Linked DNA regions of Homo sapiens: regions 2 and 3 are each linked to region 1. The links are chromatin contacts, found by Hi-C or POLR2A ChIA-PET in ENCODE. All regions are on one chromosome and are shown on one strand. Each heading gives the region's core, a stretch centred on a gene start or an enhancer-like site at or near the end of the contact. The rest is flanking DNA. Distances are from core to core; before and after follow the strand shown.

Region 1 (5,090 bases), core at 746-3,245:
TTCAACTTCAGATGGGAGGTTGAACTCCATTTTCCCGAAGGCCGAGGAAATGTATGCGTGTGTGTGTGTGTATCGTGTGTGTTTGTCAGCATGTGCGTCTGTTACGTACACGTGTGCGTATGTGCATGTGTATTATGTAAGTGCACATGGGCATGGTCGTGTATATATACGTGTGTGTGTTGGGGACGCACTGGGAACAGAGCATGGTGTCTGCGTCACATGTTGTTTCTCCGCACCTGGAGGCCTCTGAGTGCTGTGTCTGCGCCACTGTCACCAGCCTCCCCGTCTGGCCACACAGATCCTCCTGCTGTGCATGGGCTGCAGCCATGCTAGAGGGACCCTCCAATCTCCCCTAGGTGGCCCCAGGCTTAGCAGGTACTCTATAAAAGTATGTTGAGACAGTGTACTTTTCTGCTTAAGGTCAAAGGGCTTTGCTTTTGTCTGTGTGTGGAGAGCCGTGGCGGCTGGGAGAAGGCTGGGTGGGTGTCCATAAACGCGTGCTAAGGATGGAGCCATCCATCAACCTTATTTCTCCTCTTGCCTTTGCTTAGACCATAGCGTGGACACTGCTATATATTACATATTGAATTGGGTTCCCGGAGCCTCTGGCCTCTCCCCGGAAACAAGTAAGACCTTCTCTGAAGCTGCTTGAGTTCCTGTGGGCTGGAAACAGGGCAGGGAAAGAGAGGTTTGCTAACTGGTTCCTTCCCAGCCAGATGTGGTTAACGTGGCCTCTGAAAGCACCTTACTCATCCCTGTTGAGCTGCTGACCTGCAGCTCCACATGTACCCACTCTGATTCACTGAGACTCACTCCCCCTCCAGTGAAGGCTGCCCCACCCGCAGATCAGGGGACCGCACGTGTTAGGGCCTTACCTAGGGTTCCCTGGCCACTGCCGCCTGCAGGCCCTCGCTTTGTTGTGGCTCTTCCCAAGAGTCATCAGGCGCTGTTGCTCACGCATAAGCACACAGGTGACAAAGTCCCCTGAAGAATTGCCCACCAGTGTGACCTGAACGACCCCTTTCCCCAACACCACACATGAGCACTCAAACTGGATGTGGAGGCCCGGCTGTAAGAGTGCCCATCTGCAAGGCTCAGCTCTAGGAGCTGTCCCCCTGCCTTCCCTGACCATATGGGGCACAGGTTCTGTGCTGGCCCCAGTCCCAGATGGTGGAAGGCAAGGAAGGAGAACCCACATCACCCACCTGCCGTGCACCGGGGGGTTCGCGTATGACTTTGTTTAATGCCCTGGCAGAGTCTTCTGAGGCATTACACTCACCACCGCCACAGGGAGAAGACTGGAGCAAGAGGAAGAGAATTTGCATTTGCGAGTGCACGCTGCGTTCCCGCGACAGCCAGACACTGCATTACCTCATGCAGCCCTCACGGCAGTCTCATGAGATGTAATGCTTAGTTCTGGTGGAGCTGGGGCCAGAACACACTTTCCCTGACTCAGAGTCCTCACTCTTACCTCCACCTTCTCACTACTCAAAAGTGTGGCCTGCAGACCAGTAGCGTTGGTATCACCTGGGGGCTTGTCAGCGATGCGGAATCCCAGTCTGCATTTTAACCAGATCCCGGACACACATTTCCCCCGCACAGTAAGGTCTGGGAAGCACTGCCCTGCATCTAGTAACTCTTATGTGAGAGAACCCTGGGAGGGGAGGTGGAGGCCAGTGGGGTTAGCTGAGAAAACCTTCTGGAGGGCCAGTGGCAGAGCTGAGCCACAGAACAGGTGCGTGGTGGAGCAGAGGCAGCATTTGCTAATCAGAATGGCATCTGCGATGCCTTCGCAGGCTGTGTGGAGAGGGGAAGGTGCGGCCTTGTGGCCCCTTGTCTGTGTGGAAGGGCAGGCGACTCTGTGGGGGAAGGGTGGCGTGGAGACGGGAAGCGTGATTACCCACACAGGCCTCGAGCACCCGCATCCAGGGACCACGGCCGCCAGGAGGGGCTGGACTCTCTCAGGAGAAGCGTGCGTCTGGGAATCCCCGCTGAGGGGGCTTGTGAATGTGGGATCGAAGCGCTTAGATCTTGGCTTCCGGAGGTCTCCGCGGGTGTCCAGCTTTGTACAGGGTGTGGGGATGAGTCTGCCGACCGGACTCCCATGTCAGCTTTGTGTCTGGACAGAACAAGGGGCGAGGAAGCCTGGTCGGGCCACTCTGGGCCTGCATGCGTGTGGGCAGGTGTCTGTTGGTCTTGGGCAAAGGGCGAGGTGACACTGAGGGCGTGAGGGAGGAGGCCCCAAGAGAGCAGGGAAGCGTGGAAGATGCCAGCTGGCCTGGGGGCGTGGATGTGGGTTTCAGCAGAGTGCAGACAGGCAGTGGGGCGTGGGGCCTCCTTGGGGCCTCGCTGGGCTGTGTCGGGTGCTTGCTTTCTTTTCTCCTTTGCCTCCTTCCAAGGTGCGTCCACAGCCAGCGTTTCTTTATGCTTTTCCCTCAGTCTGAGACCTAGGAACAGGAGAGGCCAGTGCTGTGAATTTCATGTTTCATGGCCTCCCCAGCAAGCCAGCCCACGAAATTCCACACAGGGAGGAGGAAGAGGAGGAGGAGGAGGAGGAGCTGCCACTGTCCCCGAGGGGAGCAGCTGACACTCTCCCCTTGACTGCACCAGGCCTTGGGGGTATGGCGCCTCCACGGACGTGGGCTGGGGGAGGATAGGCTCCTAATTAGTTTGGATGCGCTTGGAGTCAGGGCACCTTTTCCCCAGTGGGCAGTTCTGCACCCTGAACAGCTGTGGGGAGAAGGGCAGCGGGAGGACGGCCAGATAATTCCAGAAGAAAGGCTCCAGGAGTGGCAGCAGAACTGCTGTTATTTTCGGAGGAGTCTAATTACTTTCCCCAGGTAATGGCTTGAAGTAGCATCTAATTTTATTTATTTATTTATTTATTTATTTTTATTTTTTTATTATACTTTAAGTTCTAGGGTACATGTGCACATTGTGCAGGTTAGTTACATATGTATACATGTGCCATGCTGGTGCGCTGCACCCACTAACTCGTCATCTAGCATTAGGTATATCCCCCAATGCTATCCCTCCCCCCTCCCACCACCCCACAACAGTCCCCAGAGTGTGATATTCCCCTTCCTGTGTCCATGTGATCTCACTGTTCAATTCCCACCTATGAGTGAGAATATGCGGTGTTTGGTTTTTTGTACTTGCGATAGTTTACTGAGAATGATGATTTCCAATTTCATCCATGTCCCTACAAAGGACAGTAACTCATCATTTTTTATGGCTGCATAGTATTCCATGGTGTATATGTGCCACATTTTCTTAATCCAGTCTATCATTGTTGGACATTTGGGTTGGTTCCAAGTCTTTGCTATTGTGAATAATGCCACAATAAACATACGTGTGCATGTGTCTTTATAGCAGCATGATTTATAGTCCTTTGGGTATATACCCAGTAATGGGATGGCTGGGTCAAATGGTATTTCCAGTTCTAGATCCCTGAGGAATCGCCACACTGACTTCCACAATGGTTGAACTAGTTTACAGTCCCACCAACAGTGTAAAAGTGTTCCTATTTCTCCACATCCTCTCCAGCACCTGTTGTTTCCTGACTTTTTAATGATTGCCATTCTAACTGGTGTGAGATGGTATCTCACTGTGGTTTTGATTTGCATTTCTCTGATGGCCAGTGATGATGAGCATTTTTTCATGTGGTTTTTGGCTGCATAAATGTCTTCTTTTGAGAAGTATCTGTTCATGTCCTTCGCCCACTTTTTGATGGGGTTGTTTGTTTTTTTCTTGTAAATTTGTTTGAGTTCATTGTAGATTCTGGATATTAGCCCTCTGTCGGATGAGTTGGTTGCGAAAATTTTCTCCCATTCTGTAGGTTGCCTGTTCACTCTGATGGTAGTTTCTTTTGCTGTGCAGAAGCTCTTTAGTTTAATTAGATCCCATTTGTCAATTTTGTCTTTTGTTGCCATTGCTTTTGGTGTTTTAGACATGAAGTCCTTGCCCATGCCTATGTCCTGAATGGTAATGCCTAGGTTTTCTTCTAGGGTTTTTATGGTTTTAGGTCTAACGTTTAAGTCTTTAATCCATCTTGAATTGATTTTTGTATAAGGTGTAAGGAAGGGATCCAGTTTCAGCTTTCTACATATGGCTAGCCAGTTTTCCCAGCACCATTTATTAAATAGGGAATCCGTTCCCCATTACTTGTTTTTGTCAGGTTTGTCAAAGATCAGATAGTTGTAGACATGCGGCGTTATTTCTGAGGGCTCTGTTCTGTTCCGTTGGCCTATATCTCTGTTTTGGTACCAGTACCATGCTGTTTTGGTTACTGTAGCCTTGTAATATAGTTTGAAGTCAGGTAGTGTGATGCCTCCAGCTTTGTTCTTTTGGCTTAGGATTGACTTGGCGATGCGGGCTCTTTTTTGGTTCCAGATGAACTTTAAAGTAGTTTTTTCCAATTCTGTGAAGAAAGTCATTGGTAGCTTGATGGGGATGGCATTGAATCTGTAAATTACCTTGGGCAGTATGGCCATTTTCACGATATTGATTCTTCCTACCCATGAGCATGGCATGTTCTTCCATTTGTTTGTATCCTCTTTTATTTCCTTGAGCAGAGGTTTGTAGTTCTCCTTGAAGAGGTCCTTCACATCCCTTGTAAGTTGGATTCCTAGGTATTTTATTCTCTTTGAAGCAATTGTGAATGGGAGTTCACTCATGATTTGGCTCTCTGTTTGTCTGTTGTTGGTGTATAAGAATGCTTGTGATTTTTGTACATTGATTTTGTATCCTGAGACTTTGCTGAAGTTGCTTATCAGCTTAAGGAGATTTTGGGCTGAGACAATGGGGTTTTCTAGATATACAATCATGTCGTCTGCAAACAGGGACAATTTGACTTCCTCTTTTCCTAATTGAATACCCTTTATTTCCTTCTCCTGCCTAATTGCCCTGGCCAGAACTTCCAACACTATGTTGAATAGGAGTGGTGAGAGAGGGCATCCCTGTCTTGTGCCAGTTTTCAAAGGGAATGCTTCCAGTTTTTGCCCATTCAGTATGATATTGGCTGTGGGTTTGTCATAGATAGCTCTTATTATTTTGAAATACATCCCATCAATACCTAATTTATTGAGAGT
Region 2 (5,090 bases), core at 1-2,500, 510 kb after region 1:
AATGGCACGATCTCACTTCACTGCAACCTCCGCCTCCCAGGTTCAAGCGATTCTCCTGCCTCAGCCTCCCGAGTAGCTGGGATTACAGGCTCCCGCCACCATGCCTGGCTAATTTTTGTATTTTTAGTAGAGACGCTGTTGGCCAGCCTGATCTGGAACTCCTGACCTCAGGTGATCCACCTGCCTCAGCCTCCCAAAGCGCTGGGATTACACGAATGAGCCACCGCACCCAGCTAAAGATTTTCTTGAAAGCCTGTCTAGATCCTGAAGAACTAATCCCCTTATCTCCCTCCCTCAGTATGATGAAGAGATTTATGAGCATCATTTGAAGACACATTCATATTATGTTTCTTTCAAAGGGGTATGAGCTCCTAGAATAAGAAGAGGCACTGGGCCAAGGAGCATGGCTGGGCTCCAGTTCCCAGGTCTGATTCAGTGTGATCTTTGTCATTTCCTTTTCTATGTCACAGTTTCCTCATCTGTAAACTGAAAGTTGGGCCTGATTTTTTTCATTTTTTCTCTTTTATGCATGTGCCAATTTGTTTCCCACAGAATACTGACATCTTTATAAGCTCTCAAGAAAGACATTATAAAAACAAATTTCAGATATACTTTGAACATAGGCTTCATTATACGACATATACCTCTTTCTGTTTGGATTTTACTGTCCACTTAATATAAAAACCTGTATTAATCACTAAGGAAAAGGATAGAGGAGACTTAGAAATATCTCCAGAATAATTTTGCAACAATTCCAAGATTCTCTGCACTTCTTTTTCTGTCCCTTAATTGGCCTCCTCCACATTTTCCAACTATGGAGGTATTGCTCTACTCTCTTCGACTTTACATTGTTTTAGAATGCTTTTGCAAGGAGACTCTGCCTTGAATGAACCCAAGATATGGTGCAATGTTGAGGAAGATCTCCAAGTTTACACATGCCTGTACGATGGCCCAAAGGTCATCATCAGGTGAAAGGGACGACCTTAGAGATGAAAGAAGTTCAAGGAATGGTGCTACATTAAATGACTTAGCATTAGAAAGCATCTACTTTGCTTTTTCTTTCACCAACCCTGAAAGCCAAATAAGGCACTGGGCATTCAGGCCTTCTTTTGAGCAGAACACGTGATTACGCAGTTATTCTTCAAGAGCCTCTGTTAATCTGTCGCTTGGAGAACTCTGCATACTGTCCCAAATCCGTCTGAATTTTCCATCGGCTGCCAGTGTTCGTAGCAGAGGCCTCGGGTCTTCTCGTCCTCTCCTCAGGGTCTGGCAGCTGTCACTACCGTGGACTTCGGTCCAGTCCCCAGAGTCGGGGGCGCTGCCTTTCCCATTTCAGTTGCCAGGGGGTTCATCCACGATCGTGCCAGAGGGGCAGCGCGTGGTCTCCTCGAACTACGGGGGAGAGAGGAACCACTGTTGGCACGGGCCGGACTGAACGCCGGCTCCCACTGCCTACCTCCTCGGAGCTGCATCCGCCGACATCTTGCGCCCTACTCCCAGCACCAGCAGGGCACTTCCGGGAAGAACGGAATTGCGGTTCCGCGCGTGCGCACTCCGCAGCCACCGCCTCCCGCGAGGAGCGAGAGTCCCGCGGCCCCGCCCCGCCGCCGCAGCCGCCGCCGCAGCCGAAGGCCGGCGTTTCTGACCTCAGCCAGCGGCGACGCAGCCGGGAAAGAACTGTCGAGGGCGTCTCCGTAGTTCAGTTTTGGTTTGTTTATTTGAGACGGAGTCTCTGTCGCCCAGGCTGGAATGCAGTGGCGCGGTCTCTGCTGACTGCAGCCTCCGCCTGCCGAATTCAAGCGATTCTTCTGCGACTGAATAGCTGGGACTACAGGGGCGCGCCACGACGCCCGGCTAATTTTTGTATTTTTAGTGGAGACGGAGTTTCACCATGTTGGTCAGGCTGGTCTCGAACTCCTGACCTCGTGATCCGCCCGCCTCGGCCTCCCAAAGTGCTGGGATTACAGGCGTGAGCCACCACGCCTGGCCCACCCCACTCGGTTTTTAAGGAGATAATTACAAGGTTATTTTACGGTTCATAGTGTGTTTCAGACCTCCCAGAAGCCTAACGGTGTATTATAAACCATTCTTTTCTTTGTTTTTAAATGCATTAAAAACCTTTTTTGAGATAAAAATAGTGCAAGTACATGGTTTAAAAAAAGAAAATCAGATTGCACCAAAAGGTTTATGATGAAAAACAATAATGTTCTGTCCCTTTGCCTCCAAGAGACTCCTTTTTAAAATCTTTTGGGCTGGGCGCGGTGGCTCACGCCTGTAATCCCAACACTTTGGGAGGGTGAGGCGGGCGGATCATCTGAGGTCAGGAGTTTGAGATCAGTCTGGCCAACATGGTGAAACCCCGTCCCTACCAAAAATACAAAAAGTAGCCGGGCGTGGTGGTGGGCGCCTGTAGTCTCAGCTACTTGGGAGGCTGAGGCAGGAGAATCGTTTGAACCGGCGAGGCAGAGGCTGCAGTGAGCTGAGACCGCGCCACTGCACTCCAGCCTAGGCAACAGGAGCAAAATTCTGTCTCAAAAAAAAAAAAAACTTTTATACCTTCTAGTAGTTGTCTCCATTAGGTTTGATTTGGAACATGCTTTCCAGCTACAGGGTTCTTAAGATCATACTTGCTTTTCCTGAGCTGCATCATCTTCAGCTTCCATTATACAGGCTGACGAGGCTCAGTAGCACGGCAGGGCCACTGGCGTATTGAGAAATGGATGGTCACCGTCTTCGCATCCGAGGGTTGTGTGGCGTGCCTCGCGCCAGGAACTCCTTGGCCACTCCGCAGTTTCCTAGCTAGAACCCGGCTTCTGAGCCCAGCACGCTCCAACAGCAGCCTGCCGCGGTCCACGCCTCTGCTCCGGACTTGACCTTTCCCTTCCGGCCTTCCTCCTACAGGTGTCTTGGCACCTGGAATCTCCAGAGGAAATCTGAGGGATTCTCTAAACCCACAGCTGGAACAAGGGACGTCATACACGGCGGCCACCACCATCTTTCCCAAGGACAGCATGGCCATGGATGAAAAGGGCCATTTCATGGGCCTTACCTTCTGCTAGCCAGTATAGCCTAAAGCCCTGATACTCAAATGTAGACTCTTAGGCTCCACCCGGAGGATTCCCTAGGTCTGGGCAGGGCTTGGGAAGCTTAGCAGGCTCCTCAGGTGATTCTGCTACAGATGGTCCAGGACCAGTCTCTGAAAAACACTGTCCTCGGGAAATTGCTTTTATGTATTTACTTTTTCCATCTCTTCTTGGTATTTTGTTATCATTTTCAAATACAGAGACGGAGTCTCACTATGATGCCCAGGCTGGTTCCGAACTCCTGGGCTCCAGAGATCCTCCTGCCTTGGTCCCCCAAAGTACTGGGATTACAGGCACAAGCCACCACTCCAGCCGGGAAATTACTTTTAAAACAGATCTATTTGTATGAGATGTTCTCACAAAACTACTTAGAATAGCAAACAAACAAAAAAAAAGTGATAAAGCTCCCAAACCCCACTGTTGTGCAGAATTAAACATACTTTTTTTTTTTTTTTTTTGAGATGGAGTCTGTCTCTGTTGCCCAAGCTGGAATGCAGTGGTGCCATCTCAGCTCATTGCAACCTCTGCCTCCTGGGTTCAGGCGATTCTCCTGCCTCAGCTTCCCGAGTAGCTGGGACTACAGGCGCGTGCCACCATGACTGGCTACATTTTGTATTTTTAGTGGAGACGGGGTTCGCCATGTTGGCCAGGCTGGTCTTGAACTTCTGACCCCAAGTGATCCACCTTCCTCGGCCTCCCAAAGCGCTGGGACTACAGGCATGATCCACCACACCTGGCCCAAACATTATGCTTTAATGAAGAAATGACATTTTGCCATTAAACCTAAAATATCACAGAACCATGGATTGAAGAACAGACATGAATTACCTTGAAATCATCTACTGCAGTGCCTGAGTGGCTTTGCCTGTTCTCACAGCATGAATTCTCAGTTCACACACAGTAAAAAAAAAAAAAAAAAAATTATGAAAGATAATGTCAGCTAATAGGCCGGGTGCAGTGGCTCACCCCTGTAATCCCAGTACTTTGGGAGGCCAAGTGGGGGCAGATTACCTGAGGTCAGGAGTTCAAGACCAGCCTGGCCAACATGGTGAATACCCCGTCTCTACTAAAAATACAAAAATTAGACACACGCCTGTAATCCCAGCTACTCGGGAGGCTAAGGCAGGAGAATTGCTTGAATCCAGAAGGCGGAGGTTGCAGTGATCACTGCACTCCAGCCTGGGCAACAGAGCAAAACTCTGTCTCAAAAAAAAAACAAAACCATAATGTAAACTAGTAAAGGTAGAACACAAGAGAGCTTGAGCCACCATTCACAATTATAAGAAAAATTTTGATAGATCAGAAAAGTCTTAGAAGTCATTAGATTCTGTTGTAAAAAGATTATGTGGATTTTTGTAGTAGATGTTTCTTGACTGTGGAAATACTTAAATACATCTTAAGAGAACTGTTCTAGTTTAAAGGAGTCTGCAGTGGGGATGGGGTGGGAGAGCTATATGGGATTACTGGGACAATTGAGCAAATTTGAATATGTACAGTGTATTAGCTAACTTTATTGTTTCCTTTCTTAATAATATTATGGTTGCACAGGAGAACGCCCCTTTGGATATACATGCTGAACTACTTAGGAGTGAAGCACCGTGATTTGGCAACTGACTTTTATTTTTTATTTTTTATTTTTATTTTTTGAGACAGAGTCTCGCTCTCTCGCCCAGGCTGGAGTGCAGTGGCATGATCTCGGCTTACTGCAAGCTCCGCCTCCCGGGTTCACACCATTCTCCTGCCTCAGCCTCCTGAGTAGCTGGGACTACAGGCGCCTGCCACCATGCCTGGCTAATTTTTTTTTGTATTTTTAGTAGAGACGGGGTTTCACCATGGTCTCGATCTCCTGACCTCGTGATCCTCCCGCCTTGGCCTCCCAAAGTGCTGGGATTACAGGTGTGAGCCACCGCACCTGGCCCCAAGCAACTGACTTTTAAATATTTCAGCAGAAAAAAATTATAAATTTTTCAGGTAGTTGGAGAGAGACAAAGCAAACGGAAAAACGGG
Region 3 (5,090 bases), core at 1,746-4,245, 430 kb before region 1:
CTCCGCCTCCCAGGTAGCTGACTATGGGCACACATCACCGTGCCCAACTTCTAAAATGTATATTAAAACCTTTATTGTACCAGAATCCAAAATCAGAGTGTACTTTCTTTTTACTAAATGTAGTGGCCATCCGTCACTCACTTGTGTTAGTTGGGGATAAGTATCCTAGGAGAATTAAGATCAGACATGATTTAAAAAAATAGTTGAGGCCAGGTGCAGTGGCTCAACGCCTGTAATCTCAGCACTTTGGGAGCCTGAAGCAGGAGGATCGCTTAGCCTCCCAAAGAATGCTGTTTTTTATTTTTTATTTTTTATTTTTTTGAGACAGAGTCTCACTCTGTCACCCGGGCTGGAGAGCAGTGGCACGATCTCAGCTCACTGCAAGCTCCATGTCTCAGGTTCAAGAGATTCTCGTGCCTCAGCCTCCCAAGTAGCTGGGATTACAGGCACCCACTACCACGCCTGGCTAGTTTTTGTATTTTTAGTATTGACAGGGTTTCACCGTGTTGGCCAAGCTGATCTCAAACTCCTGACCTCAAGTGATCCACCCACCTCAGCCTCCCAAAGTGTGGGATTACAGGCATGAGCCACCACGCCCTTCCCCAAAGAACTCTTGCCCAGGAGTTCAAGACCAACCTGGGCAACAGAGTGAGACTCTTATCTCCACAAAAAAAATTAAAACAAATTAGACTAAGCACAGCAGCTCACGCCTGTAATCCCAGCACTTTGGGAGCCTGAGGCGGGTGGATCACCTAAGGTCAGGAGTTCAAGACCAGCCTAGCCAACATGGTGAAACCCCGTCTCTACTGAAAATACATAAAAATTCCCAGATGTGGTGGTGGGCGCCTATAACCCCAGCTACTCGGGAGGCTGAGGCAGGAGAATCACTTGAACCTGGGAGGCAGAGGTTGCAGTGAGCTGAGATCGCGCCATTGCACTCCAGCCTGGGCAACCAGAGCGAAACTCTGTCTCAAATAAAAAAAGTAAAATTATCCAGAGGTGGTGGTGTGTACTTGTAGTCCCAGCTAGCTAGGAGGCTGAGGCAGGAGGACTGTCTGAGCCCTGGAGGTTGTAGCTGCAATTAGCCATGATCACGTCATTGCACTCCAGCCTGGATGACAGAGGGAGACCTTATCTCTAAAGAAAAAGAAAAAAAATTTCAGAATAGCTATGGCCATTATTTTTTGACTGTTTATAAATATAATTTGAATGGTAGATATTTGCCATTCAAATAACCAGAAAAGTTATTTGGTCCCTAAGTAATTGAGGCTATGTGCATGCAGAGATAACCTGTGTCCTGCTTTTATCAGTTCACTGCTCAGTTTTATCATTTCTTTCCATGACTTTCTTTTTTCTTTTTGAGAGTTTCATTTGGCCAGCCATGGTAGCTCATCCTTGTAATCCCAGCACTTTAGGAGGCTGAGGTGGGAGGATTGCTTGAGCTCAGGAATTGGAGATGAGCCTGGGCAACATAGAGAGACCCCGTCTCTACAAAAAATAAAAAGAATTAAGCCAGGAATGGTAGCACATGCCTGTAGTCCCAGCTACACAAGAGGCTTAGGTGGGAGTATCACTTGAGCCCGGGAAATTGAGGCTGTAGTGAGCCGTGATGGTGCCACTGTACTCCTGGGTGACAGAATGAGACCCTGTCTCAAAAAAAAAAAAAATTTTATTTAAGTGAAGATGCTTTTTATAGAAACATCATGTCTTATTATCTAAGAATCTCACAGTTAGTATACAAGAAGTTATTGCTTCTGTATACATGTACATATATAAACATAATTCAGTAAATTTTACAACTAGAATTTTCTATAGAACGATTCTATAAATTAACAAAATGTTTATTTTACCTTACTTTGCTTGATTAAACTCAATAACATAGATCAATTTCAACTTCCCTTAGAAAAAAGAACGTCATCTAAACTATAGACTTACTTGTCACCTTAATTAACCAGGAAATGTATAAACTGGCAGTATTTTATAAATAGCTGAGTTCTGCTTTATATACTTTGCAGTGGCTTAAGAATTAAGGTTGCCCATTTTTGCATTGAAGTGGGGAGCAAATTTTTCATTAGAGGGTAGAGTGAGAAAGCTAAATCACTTGTAAACTTCCGAAATTAGATCTTTGGGATCGAATTTTGTTACTTTACTCAGTCTTGTGTCTGCGTAGATCTTTTGTCTCTATCTTAAGATTGATGTAGAAATACATGTTCTAAAACCAGACAGTGATTTACTTTGCATTACTTGTTCCTTCCCACTGGATGGAATAATTGGAACTTTGTAGTATTTTTTTTTCCAGATCATTTACGTTTTCAGTACAGTTATTCCTCATTATCCATGGAGGTTTCAGGACCTCCCTCAGATACCGAAATCCTCAGACACTCAAGTCTCTGATATAAAATGGCATTGTAGATGTATATAATTATGCACATCCTCCTGTATGTGTTAAATCATCTCTGTGTTAGTTATATTACCTAATAAAATGTAAATACTGTGCAAATAGTTGTTACACACTGTATCATTTAGGGAATAATGATAAGAAAAAAGTCTACATGTTTAGTACAGAGGAAATTTTACTTTTCTCTGGCTATTTTCAATCCACGGTTGAATTCATGGATGTGGATCCTGTGGATATGGCAGGCAGACTGTATTTATGTGTTTTTTTTAATCATTTGGAGTCTTTTCTTGATTGGGTGCTGTACTTTTAAGTATTTGTATTGAATAGGAACTATATAAAGTTAAACCTCAAAGATATCAACAGAGCTATAAATATATTGATATGTTAAGTAGGTTGATGGAATTGTTTTTCTCCCTTGTTTTTGTGGCTGAAAATGTATGTTTCAGGTATTAATTACAATGTGCTTGTCATACTAGTATGATGGGGGATGATGAAGATGCCTGTAGTGACACCGAGGCCACTGAAGCCATGGCGCCAGACATCTTAGCCAGGAAGTAAGTACTAATGACCGGAGCACATTTTCACTTAGGCTGTTTATAATCGTGCAGAGTTGAAAGCAGCCTGCGTGGCTGTCCCTGTATGAGCGGGAAGAAAAGGCTGTTGATCAACATGTTTTATGCCGACTTTTTTTTCCTTTTTTCCCCCTTTTTTCACCTTCTGAGTCACCAACTTTTATAGTCTTGTCTCTTGATTAAAATCAAGGTATGTAGGTGGCAGGAAGACCAGCGTACCTGCACTTGGGATACTGAAATGTGTCACTTCCCTGTGGGGGGTTTTATTTGTTTTCTGAGACAGAGTCTCGCTCTGTCATTCAGGGTGGAGTGCAGTGGTGTGATCTCAACTCACTGCAACCTCCACCTCCCAAGTTCAAGCAATTCTCGTGCCTCAGCCTCCCCAGTAGTAGCTGGGATTACAGGCCCATGCCACCAAGCCTGGCTAATTTTTGTATTTTTAGTAGAGACAGTGTTTTGCCATATTGGCCAGGCTGGTCTCGAACTCTTGACCTCAAGAGATCCGCTGGTTTCAGCCTCCTAAAGTTCTGGGATTACAGGGGTGAACCACCGCGCCTGGCCCCTGCTTCCTGTTTTTAAAGGTAGCAGTGAGAAAGGCAAAAATAAGTTAATTCATAAAAGCACTCTTCCTTTGCTACTTACTGATTTCTAGCACCCATTCCACTGTTCTTGTCTATGCCCATTTCTACTCTTTTTATTCTTTTTTTTTTTTTGAGACAGGGCCTTGTTCTATCACTCAGGCTGGAGTGCAGAGGCGCAATCAAAGCTCATTGCAACCTCAAACTCCTGGGTTTAACTAGTGCTCCCACCTCGGCCTTCCAAATAGCTAGGACCACAGGCGTGTACCACCATGCCCGGCACGTTTCTGCTCTCTTGCCTTTTATTTTCCTCATCAGGTTATAGCTAGCACATTAATGATCTTCAGATGTTTTTGTAAGAATCAACAGTTGAATAAGGCGCTTAAATAATATCAAAACATCACTGTTAATTTCTTTGTACATGATTGTTGCATAGATTAGCTGCAGCTGAAGGCTTGGAGCCAAAGTATCGGATTCAGGAACAAGAAAGCAGTGGAGAGGAGGATAGTGACCTCTCACCTGAAGAACGAGGTAGTTTATTTCCTTTACTGCTTTCATCATGGTGCTAGTAATTTTTGCTAAGATAAATCCATTATTTGGAAGATGAGCAAATGGTTTTCATTTTGGGGACACACAGGGGAGGAGAATGAAAGCAACATCTTTATAATTCAGATACTACTTGTGTGTTTTGTTGTGTAATAGTTTTTTACCCCTGATTTCAAGAATATGGGGAAGTATTACCATCTTTAAAGTAATTATAAGTATTATTTTCTTTGTACTTTTTAGTGCAGAGTAGATACTCAGTAAATACTTTTTAAATTAATGCATTTCAAGTCATTGAGCGTTTGGACGGTCTTAAAGTGGGTAGCTGAAAGAGCTAATTTCCCAGTTGCTTATGCTTTTTGTGTTGTTGGACAGTGATGCAACTTAACAAATGAACCAAGATGATCAGATGCAGAGTGAAGGTCTTTATTAGGTCCCATCAATCAAAAGGAGCAGTAGTGTCACAGGAAGGGAGATGGAGACAGCCCTCCCCTTCACAGGGATGGAAGAGGGTCTCGTAGGCCATTCAGCACATACACATTTAAGGCATTGCTGCCTGCTCGTGCTTTCTGTTTCCACAAGTAAAAGTGGTTACCCGTGGAGGCTGGGAGAAAAGGAGTATGTCTTATCTTGTTGCATTTTATACTTTTTGATTCATGTGAATATATAATCTTCTCAGGAGTTAAAAAATTGTGTATAGTTTATTTGCAACTATTTTTAAAGGAAAATCCAAGCTTGTGGGTAGAGGGGAAAGATATAAGAAAAGCACATACTCACAAAAAAGAGGAAGAAGGAAAATATGGTAGAAACCTACTTGAAGTGTTGTGGCGTAGGGACTACCTCCTGTACCGTGAAGAAGCTGAGAAACTTTAGAACGAAGGATCTTTGTCGTGTAGCTGCTAAGATATCATTTACTAGTCTTTCCTATCATCTTCAGAATATAGCCTGTTCAACAGAGCTATGATGGGCTGAGCCTAATATTTGTACGAGAGAAATTTT

The links. A loop is a pair of places that touch in the nucleus more often than their neighbours do. ChIA-PET counts read pairs that join two places held with the same protein, here RNA polymerase II (POLR2A). Pooled maps may share reads with other maps.
Region 2: a pooled map shows a loop between it and region 1 (2.6-fold over the local background). The contact joins the promoter of TMEM44-AS1 here to the promoter of XXYLT1-AS1 in region 1. A Hi-C loop is called at or near these places in 4 of 50 pooled maps.
Region 3: a loop to region 1 is called in a pooled map, with 2.0 times the contacts of the local background. The contact joins the enhancer-like site here to the promoter of XXYLT1-AS1 in region 1. A Hi-C loop is called at or near these places in 8 of 50 pooled maps. POLR2A ChIA-PET finds 5 or more read pairs at or near these places in 2 of 52 experiments (H1 and OCI-LY7).

What each region holds. Positions count from the first base shown.
Region 1 is chr3:195,091,493-195,096,582 of GRCh38, reverse strand. XXYLT1-AS1 (XXYLT1 antisense RNA 1) reads right to left here and starts at 1,995. Exons shown (of 4, transcript NR_104188.1): 1 at 1,905-1,995; 2 at 1,206-1,298; 3 at 876-984; 4 at 526-663. The region is part of intron 3 of XXYLT1 (xyloside xylosyltransferase 1); the gene reads left to right. RefSeq lists enhancers at 411-1,610, 2,075-2,124, 2,195-2,364, 2,485-2,554.
Region 2 is chr3:194,580,428-194,585,517 of GRCh38, reverse strand. It overlaps TMEM44-AS1 (TMEM44 antisense RNA 1), which reads right to left and starts at 1,250. Exons shown (of 3, transcript NR_047575.1): 1 at 1,070-1,250. RefSeq lists enhancers at 1,234-1,283, 1,319-1,984 and a silencer at 1,474-1,733.
Region 3 is chr3:195,522,681-195,527,770 of GRCh38, reverse strand. It overlaps PPP1R2 (protein phosphatase 1 regulatory inhibitor subunit 2), which reads left to right. Exons shown (of 6, transcript NM_006241.8): 3 at 2,875-2,952; 4 at 3,985-4,079. It also overlaps the pseudogene RNU6ATAC24P. Among named protein-coding and RNA genes, the nearest start is that of PPP1R2, 18 kb to the left of the region's middle. Within about 2 kb of position 2,995, at least 2 of the 41 ENCODE cell types and tissues checked have a DNase peak (open chromatin) inside an H3K27ac peak, as active enhancers do.